Linked DNA regions of Homo sapiens: region 1 is linked to region 2. Evidence: chromatin loops called from intact Hi-C (ENCODE). Cell type or tissue: A673. All regions are shown on one strand. Each heading gives the region's core, and the rest is flanking DNA. Links, peaks and the distances in the headings are about the cores only.

Region 1 (5,393 bases), core at 288-5,287, 150 kb after region 2:
CATTTTTATCTGTGACAAATATTAAGTTTTAATTTGAAAACCTTAAATATATTCAATGACATCAATCCTTTAAGCTCTAGACAAAGATAATCACTAATACATCATTCTTCACATGGCAGCTTACCATTCCCAGTAGGTAATCACAAGAAAGCATTCACATTGCTCTCACCTTTAAAAATCAGCATAATATTGTCATGCCATCTACAATATGAATACTTGCAAGTATACAGTATACTATACCATACTATGTATGCCACACTATACTTCAAATACTATAAATCACAACAAATTGAATTTAAAATATTTGCATATAAAAATAGATACAGTCTATGATCTCTAAAAATATCTAATCATATTCTTGTATAAAGGAATGCAAGGAGACAAATGCCTTGGGACAAAATTCCATCCAAAACTCATTAACCATAAACTCTCACCCTTGAACTTCACTTTACTTTTTCATTTCATCAACTACTAAGGTACAGCTTTTAAAGGAAACAACAGTATTACCAAGAACTTTCTACAAGGGTCTTATTTTATTTTCTGCTCAACTTTGATGCTCCCTTTGGCAACTGACTCCATTAATTTTCCTATAAACACTAAAAAAGAAAATGAAAACAGGACTAGGACAGCTGTTGCTTTACTCCTGTGAAGGGACTGGTCTTTTACAAAAACTGGTCAGTGGGGAATGTGATGAAAACGTGAGCATATTGGACAGAGTGAGCTGGAACCACATGGATAGGGAAGTTGTTTCAGTCATTTTTAGGCTGTCTCAGTTCTTTTTTCCTCATAGTCAATTTCTGATCTGCATCTAGCCACCTGCTGCTGATCCTGTGTTTCTGTTTTCCTTCATAACCATTTGCTTCTTAACTTGGGGGTAACTATATTTAAAATTATAGCTTGCCATCATGCCTGTAATCCTAGCACTTTTGGAGGCTGAGGCAGGCAGATCGCTAGAGCCCATGAGTTCGAGACCAGCCTGGGCAACATGGTGAAACCTTGTCTCTACAAAAAATACAAAAATTAGCCAGGCTGCTGGCAGGCACCTGTACTCCAAGCTACTCAGGAGGCTGAGGTAGGATCACCTGAGCCTGGGAGGTCGTGGCTGCAGTGAGCTGTGATTGTGCCATTGTACCCCAGCCTGGGTGACAGAGCGACACCTTGTCTCAATAAATAACTAAATAAAATTAAAGCTTGATGTTAAGCATAAAGAAAGTAAAAGGTGATAAGGAAAATCAAGGGAGTAACTGAAATTTAATGTAGTCTATATGTTATCCATCTACATAAGAACTTTGAAATCATAAATAACATCAAGTCATTTTAAGACATGCAATTTTTTTCATATTTTCCTCTAATTAAGGGCCCTCTCTAATTTATACACTTGAATTCCGCCAGTGGGGAAAATCCTAGTGGGTACCATTGCACATTGAAATATTTAATGAAAACCAAATAAGAGGCCAGTCTTAAAGCTGAACTGAAAATCACAATATTTCATTGTCATCTTTAATCATTATATGGTATAATTATACTTCCTCATTTCAGACAGATTAACTCATTATGCAACTCTCACATTTATGAATGGGAGAAGGAAATTCATCCCTCAATTAGCTCATCACCTGCTCCATTTTGCATGCAATGTAGCCTACAGAATTGTACTTGTTATTTTCATTTCTCCCCATGCTGCAAGCAACTGCAGGAAACAAACTGTTGGGATTCATCGTGTAATCAATATCTTGTACATTAAAACCTCAGCATCTCTCTATGTAGCCATGGAACATTTAATCACTGTCACCAGCCCTGTGTAATTCTAGAGTGTACAGAGCACTCCTCAATAAATATTTTACCCTTCTCTTTAAAGGTTTATTTCTATTACCTCTAAAATACCTGGGAAGTAGTCTTTTTATTGTTCTTTTGCAAAGCCTGGTAGTAGCCAATAGTGGTGTTTATCTTCTACCTTAGAATGAATTTGATTTTGTGATTCTTGGTTTTACATATCAATATAAGAACATTTTTATTTTGCCCCTATACCTGCCTCCAAAGTGCCCCACAGTGGTTTTGTCTTGCAAAAATTGTTTGAATAATGTTTGAATTATTAATAGCTCCTCAGAGGAGTTCCCATAATGGTTTTAAGAGTGTCTTGTCACATTCATTTTTAAAGGTATAGTAATGAATATGGAAAGAACTGATCCAGTCTTTTCAAAGATGTTTTCCTAAATGCCTATCAAACCTCAGCAAACAAATAAACCTTAAACCACAAAAAGCAAAAGTAAGATTAAGTCTAACTTGCCCTTTGATTTTAAATAATGCAACAGTAACCATAACAAAGAACTTTTTTTTTCACTAAAAATTTACCTGCTAAGACCTTGTGAATGAGGTAGCTAGCATGTGATTAACAATTACTGCTGTAATTCAAAGCAACTCCTATCTATCTGTGATTCATTTTGAATTTTTTCTTTATACAAAGAAAATAAATACAACATTGTGGATTTTGATTTTTAAAAATCCACATAATTATTTTATCTGAGAATTATTTGAAGGTAAATAAACTAAAACAATGATGTCCACTGGATTCTGTTCTTTTTATGCACCCATTTGCCTTGCACTAAATAGCAGGAGGAAACACAAAGCATCTGACTCATTAAGCTAGAAACATATTGTCCACACAGCAGGATGGGATGGTAATTTACTATACACAGCCAGGGAAGACACGCTTTACAGCACAGATTTGCAGCTTTTAACCTGGAAGCTTCACAGCAAAGGCAATTCGGCTTTACTTTGTTTCCCTTCGAATCCCAAAGAAAGCATTATCTACTTTGTTACTAAACAGAGCAGGCAATATTTTATATTGCCATAGTCAATTATGTGAGGCTGTGTAACCTTTTCCAGCTATTACAGTCTTCAAATCTTTCTGTGCTAATGTTGCCAACAATACAGAAGCAGCTTCAAAGCATCTTTGCAGTGTTCGAAAGAGAAGACAGCTGGTACTGCTTAGAAACTAAGCTGCGATGACCAGATTTCTAATTTATAAAACTGGGGCAGCACACGTCAGGGGAACGTCGGCGGTGGTTTTGTGAAGGTACGTCTCCAGCTATTTCCTTTGTCAGATAAAGATTTGTTTACTGAAAAAAATAAAAATTTTTAAAGATTTTGCTGAGAGGTTAAAAAACTTCAATTAAAAAGAATGCTACAAGATTAAATATTCAAATTCAAAGCAATGTGGTGCTCCAATGTACAGATTTGAGAGAGTTCTACTATCAGGGCAGATAGAGAAATCTGTGAATTCATCAGTCTTGTCTTCAAGACTCATCAGACCTTAGATATAACAAAACATTCACCACAGGAAGGAAATGATACAAATGTAAAAATCATGGACTTCCGATTGTTAGTAACTACTTACAACTCTTGGGTAACCCTGACAATTAGGCTGCATTGATGTATCTTACGAACTACTATATAACTCCCTATAGCACTACTAGAATATCAACCTCTTAAAGGAGGAGATGGATAATTTAGACTGAAGTGTGGAAACCACGGGCATGAACCTGGGGTGGAGGTGGGCAATTGCTCTATGGGCAATTGAGAACATATTCAGTTTATTACATACAACAATTCACCTTCTTTTTTTGTTTTTGTTTTTGTTTTTTTGAGATGGAATCTGGCTCTGTCGCCCAGGCTGGAGTGCAGTGGTGTGATCTCGGCTCACTGCAAGCTCCACCTCCTGGGTTCACGCCACTGTCCTGCCTCAGCCTCCCGAGTAGCTGAGACTACAGGCGCCTGCCACCACGCCCAGCTAATTTGTTGTATTTTTAGTAGAGACAGAGTTTCACCATGTTAGCCAGGATGGTCTCGATCTCCTGACCTCGTGATCCGCCCGCCTCAGCCTCCCAAAGTGCTGGGATTGCAGGTGTGAGCCACCGTGTCCGGCCAATTCACCCTCTTTTCTAGATCAACTCATTAATTTTTCATTATGTGTATGGACTCTCTATTTTTTAAACTTTTAAATTCAGGGGTACAAGTGCAGGTTTGTCACATAGCTAGACTTGTATGATAGAAGTTTATCATACAGATTATTTCTTCACCCAGGTATTAAGCCTAGTACCCATTAGTCATTTTTCCTGGTCCTCTCTCTCCTCCCTCCCTCCACCCTCCAACAGCCCCCAGTGTGTGTTGTTCCCCTCCATATGTCCATGTGTTCTCATTTAACTCCCACTTATAAGTAAGAATATGTGGTATTTGATTTTCTTTTCCTGCATTAGTTTGCTAAGGATAAGCCTCCAGCTCCATCTATGTTCCTAAAAAAGACATGATCTCGTTCTTTTTTATGGCTGCACAGTATCCCATGGTGTATATGTACCACATTTTCTTGATCCAATCTATCATTGATGGGCATTTAGGTTGATTCCATATCTTTGCTATTGTGAATAGTGCTGCAATGAACATGCATGTGCATGTGTCTTTATGATAGAATTATTTATATTCCTTTGGGTAGATACTCAGTAAGGGGATTGCTGGATCAAATGGTAGTTCATCTTTAGGTCTTTGAGGAATTGCCATACTGTTTTCTACAATGGTTGAACTAATTTACATTCCCACCAACAGTGTATAAGTGTTCCTTTTTCTCTGCAACCTCACCAGTATCTGTTATTTTTTAACTTTTTAATAATAGCCATTCTCACTGTTGTGGGATGGTATCTCATTGCAGTTTTGATTTGCATTTCTCTAATGATCATAGATTCCTATTTTCAAACACAGTGCCATGTAATATTATCTTTGATTTTCACGACTTGGGAGAATGTTAAGTAGATGACAACATTCTTTGAGATGTACCCATCTCAAAGAGAAAATTTTGCTTCCAATAAATTGTATGACTTGTCTGAGGTCACAGCAAAAAAACAACAGAATTGGGCCCAGAATTTTCATCCTCTAACCCTTAAGCCAATGCTCTTAACTTCTTGCAAGTAAATTTGGGGAAGAACAAATATTAGCATTACCAATCTACAATCCTATAGGGCATCATATTTCACATTTTCCCAGGGGAAAGCAGAGGAAAATGCTGCTGAATTGTGTATGAATTGGATAGAGTGGAGCTTTCATAGCATGATTTTGAGCTGTTTAAGCCATATTGCTTTGTTCTTGCAGACATATTACTAACAACTTATATAACAATTCCCTAGGTCTTTAGAAAAAAGAAAAATGCAAAATATTCATCATGAACCACACTAAAAGCTCTGTGTTAAATGGAAATGCCTAACATGGCTGTGTTTAAGCTCTGTGATATATATTAATGTTCAAAGGCCTAATTGAGGAAATAAATCTCAAACATAAGACAGATTCACAATAGGGGACCAAAACAGATAAACTTTTATTTAGTCCTCACTATTAAGGTTTTTGCAAAA
Region 2 (5,393 bases), core at 90-5,089:
GAGTTCAAGACCAGCCTGGCCAACATGGTGAAACCGTCACTATTTAAAAAAAAAATATATATATATATATGTATATATATACATATATATATACATATATACATATACATATATATACATATATATATACACACACACACACACACACACACACACACATATATATATATACAAAATTAGCTGGGTGTGGTGGCAAGTGCCTATAACCCCAGCTACTCAGGAAGCTGAGGCAGGAGAATTGTTTGAACCTGGGAGGCGGAGGCTGCAGTGAGCTGAGATCATGCCATTGCCCTCCAGCCTGGACGACAGGGCGAGATTCTGTCAAAAAAAAAAAAAAAAAAAACGTGGATGTAGGTAATCTGCTTGGGAAGGGATCACAGGATGCACAGGTGAGGGGGTGTGGGAAATGAATCAGGAAGTGGCAACAGGCCCAGAATGGGATACTACAATGAGCAATGGAGCTCAGTTCCAGTGGGCACTGTCTGAGAAACCATGCAGAACACATATTAGAATGGTCTTGGCCAGGCACAGTGGCTCAAGCCTGTAATCCCAGCACTTTGGGAGGCCGAGGTGGATCACCTGAGGTCAGGAGTTCGAGACCAGCCTGACCAACATGGTGAAACCCCATCTCTACTAAAAATAAAAATCAGCAAGGTGTGGTGGCACTCGCCTGTAATCCCAGCTACTTGGGAGGCTGAGGCAAGAGAATCATTTGAACCCAGGAGGCGGAGGTTGCAGTGAGCCGAGATTGCACCATTGCACCCCAGCCTGGTCAACAAGAGCAAAACTCTGTCTCAAAAAAATATATATATATAGAATGGTCTCACTGAGGAATGGGAGCACCATTATTTGTGGAGTTTCACTCTAGTGGACATTTAACCTTTAACAAGGGCAAGGAAGCCACTTGTGCCTATCCAGAGAGCTCATAAGACTTTGGGGCCTTAATATTACCGTGCATCCCCCCTCAAAAGTTCCCATTCTAGGTCTCAGAATCTTAAGAACCAAATATTATTAAGGAGAGATTCCGTTACAAAACTGAGCTCCCTAATATCTTAAAGTAATAGATTATAATAAAGTATTAGGACTCTGAGAATAATGAAGTATTAGGACCCTGATTTTTGCATAAGAGACCTACCAGATTGTGCATTCCATCTTCTTTTACATTTTCGTCTCCTGTTATATTTTTTTAATATAGTCTGTCCTGTGGCTACAGAACATTTTCCAGTTCTTAAAGTGTGCCCTGGATGATAGTTATGGATCTGAGCCTGTTATTTTCTTTCATCAAGGATTCTAGAGATGTGAACACATGCCAGACAACTCCACAACCCATATAATTAGCATTGCTCCCATATGTGTTCAAGTATAAAAGTTGTTGCATAAGTTAATGGTTCAGCTTCAATCTTTACCTCAACCCAATTCACCACAGGGGAGACTGAGTAAATATGATGCTCCAAGCTCCAGGGATTATCACTACCCCCACTCGCCATCACTAGCAATAGTTTTTGTTGCTATATGACCAGTGAGTCCTCCAATTGGAACCCCATTCTTAGAATCTGCTTTTTAATATAACTTCTGGTATTATCCCTCTTAGTTTGAGTTCCTTAAATAGAAAATCCTGAGATAAGGACTTCCGTGCAGGTAGTTTATTTAGGATATTATCCAAGAAGCACAAGTGAAACAGTAGAGGAAGTAGGCCAGAGAAATGGAGAAGCTAATAAACAGGTGACTCTGATCACAACAGAGGCTTAATCCCCCTAGGGCATTCTGAAGGACCATGTCAAAATTTCTCAGAATTTTCCCACTGAAGGAAGAAAAATTCTGCTAACTCATTTTTTGCTGAAAACCGATGGTCATGACTTCAAATGCCTAATACTTGCTATAGCTCGCGTGACAGCTGAGCAAGATGTGCTGGCACCAAAAGAAAACTCTCAGGTAGGAAGGCTGAGGGATGAGGGTGCTTGAAATTGGAAGTGGCCAGTGAGTCTGGAAATAGTCCATCTCAGCTGCATGTGAGCTTAGAGCTGGACAAAGAGACAGCATCTGCCTCACTGACCATGCCTCTTCTCACCTTAAAATTATTCAAAGATTTCTTATTGCCAAGCCCTAAACCGTTTCTACAAGCAGTAACTCCCCCTATCCCTGAGCCCCCTAGGTCTCTGCCCTTCAGTCATGCTGGTCTATTTTCTGTTCGTCAAACATACCCAGGCAATATCAGTGCCTGTCCATGCATTACTCTGGCTAAAACACACTAGCCCTTATCTTTACTTTGGCTGTATCCAACACATACATCAGGTTTCTGGAATATCATTTCTCCAGAGATTGCTGTCCTGAAACGTCAGGTAAGGCAAGCTCCTACTGTGTTGCACTCCCACAACATCCTGCAGGTCCACATTTTTAACACTCTTTATCCTTACTGTTCCACAGTCAATGTCTGATCTGATCTTGCCCACTCGATTGTAAACTCCATGAGAAAAGTTTTATTTGTCTTGCTTCTCTAACATCTAGCCAAAGTATCACCCAGTAACCTCTTAACTAATATGTACTGATGGATGGATGGATGGATGGAAGGAAGGAAGGAAAGAAGGAAGGAAGGAAGGAAGGAAGGAAGGAAGGAAGGAAGGAAGGAAGGAAGGAAGGAAGGACTTAGAGCTAAAGTATAAGATTAGAGAACAATTGGCAGAGCTATTTTGATCTGAAATATTGAGCTAGTGGTCAGGGATTGATTTTAAAACCAGAGGTCAGACTCAGACAATAGGAAACAGAAAGAGGTCCAGATATGAAAATAGAAGACAGCCAGACTTGGGGCAGGCAGCATGCATTCCAGCAACCACCAGCCAATAGGTGCAACTGCTCATTACAATTTCTCTGCAGGGAAGACAATAATAACATGTCATTAACACACGCAAGCACATTTTACCTTCCCATTTGCTACAACATTAATTCAACAGATGCTCTTGGAGGGCCTGTCTGAAAGAGTCAAAGTTATTTGAGGAAACTTGTTAAGTTTACAGTTCTCAAAGAGTTCACAGTTTCATAACACAGAACGCAATCATTTTATTACATAATTTGGATATGAAGAGAATAAGCAGTATTAGGACATAACAGTCTTTGTAATAATTCAACATAATTATAGTATTTGTTATTTTTACCTATCTCTTTTTTGTAATAGAATTATGAAAAATACATTAAAGAATTATTACTAGACTAAGATTTATATTTGAATTTGTCATAGCATTTACAAACTGCAAATTTAAAGGTTTATGTAATTTTGACTAACAAGATAAACAAAACAGTCTCTAATTCTTTTTAAAATAATATAGAAGGAAGTACAAATGAAATCCTTAGTACAATAGTTGCTTCTGCAACTTTGCGCTTTATCAAGCATTCAGTGCGCTAGGTGAGTAACACCTATTTTGGTTGCCTTCCCCTTTTCAGGCTACCCTTTTAGTAGCAAATTCTTATGGCTTGAGTATTTATAAAGCCAGGAACATGATTATTTAGAAGAACCAAGATTGATGGAACTGCAGAAAGGTTACAATTTGTTTAATAGATATTCAATTAAGTAAGCAAATGCATAGAAAAGAACCCAATATAAAAAACTGTGCAGCAGGATTAACTTTCCATCCTTCCTCACACGTGTACTGGTGAACACTCAGCTGAGACTGGTTACTGCAGAGACTGTCATGGCTCCTGTCTAGATCCATTTTTGTTGCCTTCCTGACCCTGAGGCTCCAACCCAAGGTGTACACAGGTGCAACTCTGTACCAAAGCTGATATGATCATTATTGACCATTCTGATAGATTGTTGCTGCCACCAGTTGCATATACGTTGTGCTGTTATTTCTACTTCTGTCTAGTTATTACAACAAATCAGGATGTATTAATGTAAAGAAGATGTAGGAAAGAGTATATACTTTGGCAACACAGAGATCAGGACCCAGATCCCTGACCAGATACACATCTGCTCAGTTATCTTTCTGATTGATTTGAACTTTAGTTCCTCACCTGAAAAGTGGGGAGGAACATAGAAGAAACACCCTTACTTCAACACAATGGGCCTTCACGCATGTCCTGAACCTTCACTATACTTTCATGCAGGAAATATAAAACATACTTCTCCTTATGAATGCTCACATCTGCTGTGAATTAGTTCTGATTTGTGTCTGTGGTGTAGAAAAACTGATTCTCACAGGAATAAAAAATATATTTCAGAAAACCCAATCTTATTTTTTTATAGATAGAAAGAAAACATATAAGTAATACGGGAAGAAATTGAAACAGAGCAGAGTATCTATTGATTCTTTCCTGGGGGGAAATATATCTACAAAGATAATTGGGCCAAATAGTATAGAAAGGATTTAGGAGCATCAGTCAGGACAGAATCTCAACAACTTTCATTACACACTTCTCTTTTTCCAATTCTGTGTGTGTCTCAGTCTGCTTAGGCTGCTATGATGAACTACTATCAACTGAGTGGCTTATAAATAATAGAAATATATTTCTCACAGCTCTAAAGGGTGGGAAGTCCAAGATCAAGGTAAATTCAGTGTCTGGAGAGGACAGGGCAGCTTTCTGAGGCCTCCTTTACAAGGAAACTAATCCCATTCATGTGGGTTCCAGCTTCATAATCTAATTACTTCCCAAAGGCTCCATCTCTTAATATCATCACATTTGTAATTAGATTTCAACATATGAATGGGAGTACAGGGGCACAACATTCAGATCATAGCAGTGTATTTCAGAACACATATATTAGTGAATAATTAAAATGAATCACAGCTGAGGTCTTGCCAATATGAGATCAACTACACTCCTCCCCTTTGCCAGAGCACATCTTACGGTGCAGTGTGCAGGGCAATTTTCAGCTGTCCTCAACTTGGGTACTGGAAACTGAGTCTAATGCAACTATACCACTACCTAGTTCTGGGCCTTTGGAGAGGTGGTTGTAGTGGGTTGAAATGGTGGACCTCAAAAGATCTGTGTACACAGCACCTCAGATTGTGACGTTATTTGGGAAAAGGTTGTTTTTTGGAAATGTGACTCAGTTAAGAATCATTCTCAGCAAACTATCGCAAGGACAAAAAACCAAACATCACATGTTCTCACTCATAGGTGGGAATTGAACAATGAGAACACTTGGACACAGGAAGGGGGACATCACACCCTGGGGCCTGTTGTGAGGTGGGGGGAGGGGGGAGGGATAGCATTAGGAGATATACCTAATGATGAGTTAATGGGTGCAGCACACCAACATGGCACATGTATACATTTGTAACAAACTTGCACATTGTGCACGTGTACCCTAGAACTTAAAGTGTAATAATAAAAAAATTAATTAATTAAAAAATAAAGAATCTCATAATGAGATCTTCCTGAATTTAGGGTGGGTTCTA

The links. Hi-C counts contacts between places; a loop is a spot of excess contacts. Peaks named below come from ENCODE experiments on the same cell type or tissue, not always from the same donor. Only the 100,000 strongest peaks of a DNase experiment are listed, where the experiment ranks them.
Region 1: it touches region 2 in a loop (10-fold over the local background); 1 of 110 quality-filtered maps calls a loop at or near these places.

Annotation. Positions count from the first base shown.
Region 1 is chr18:70,551,414-70,556,806 of GRCh38, reverse strand. No RefSeq gene overlaps it. Among named protein-coding and RNA genes, the nearest start is that of GTSCR1, 97 kb to the left of the region's middle. In A673, for the core only: no CTCF peak of the experiment used is centred there; DNase peaks (open chromatin) are centred at 2,666, 2,966, 3,376 and 5,026; H3K4me3 peaks cover 1,393 bases; H3K27ac peaks cover 4,381 bases.
Region 2 is chr18:70,703,341-70,708,733 of GRCh38, reverse strand. No RefSeq gene overlaps it. Among named protein-coding and RNA genes, the nearest start is that of GTSCR1, 55 kb to the right of the region's middle. In A673, for the core only: no CTCF peak of the experiment used is centred there; DNase peaks (open chromatin) are centred at 2,513 and 2,703; H3K27ac peaks cover 4,486 bases.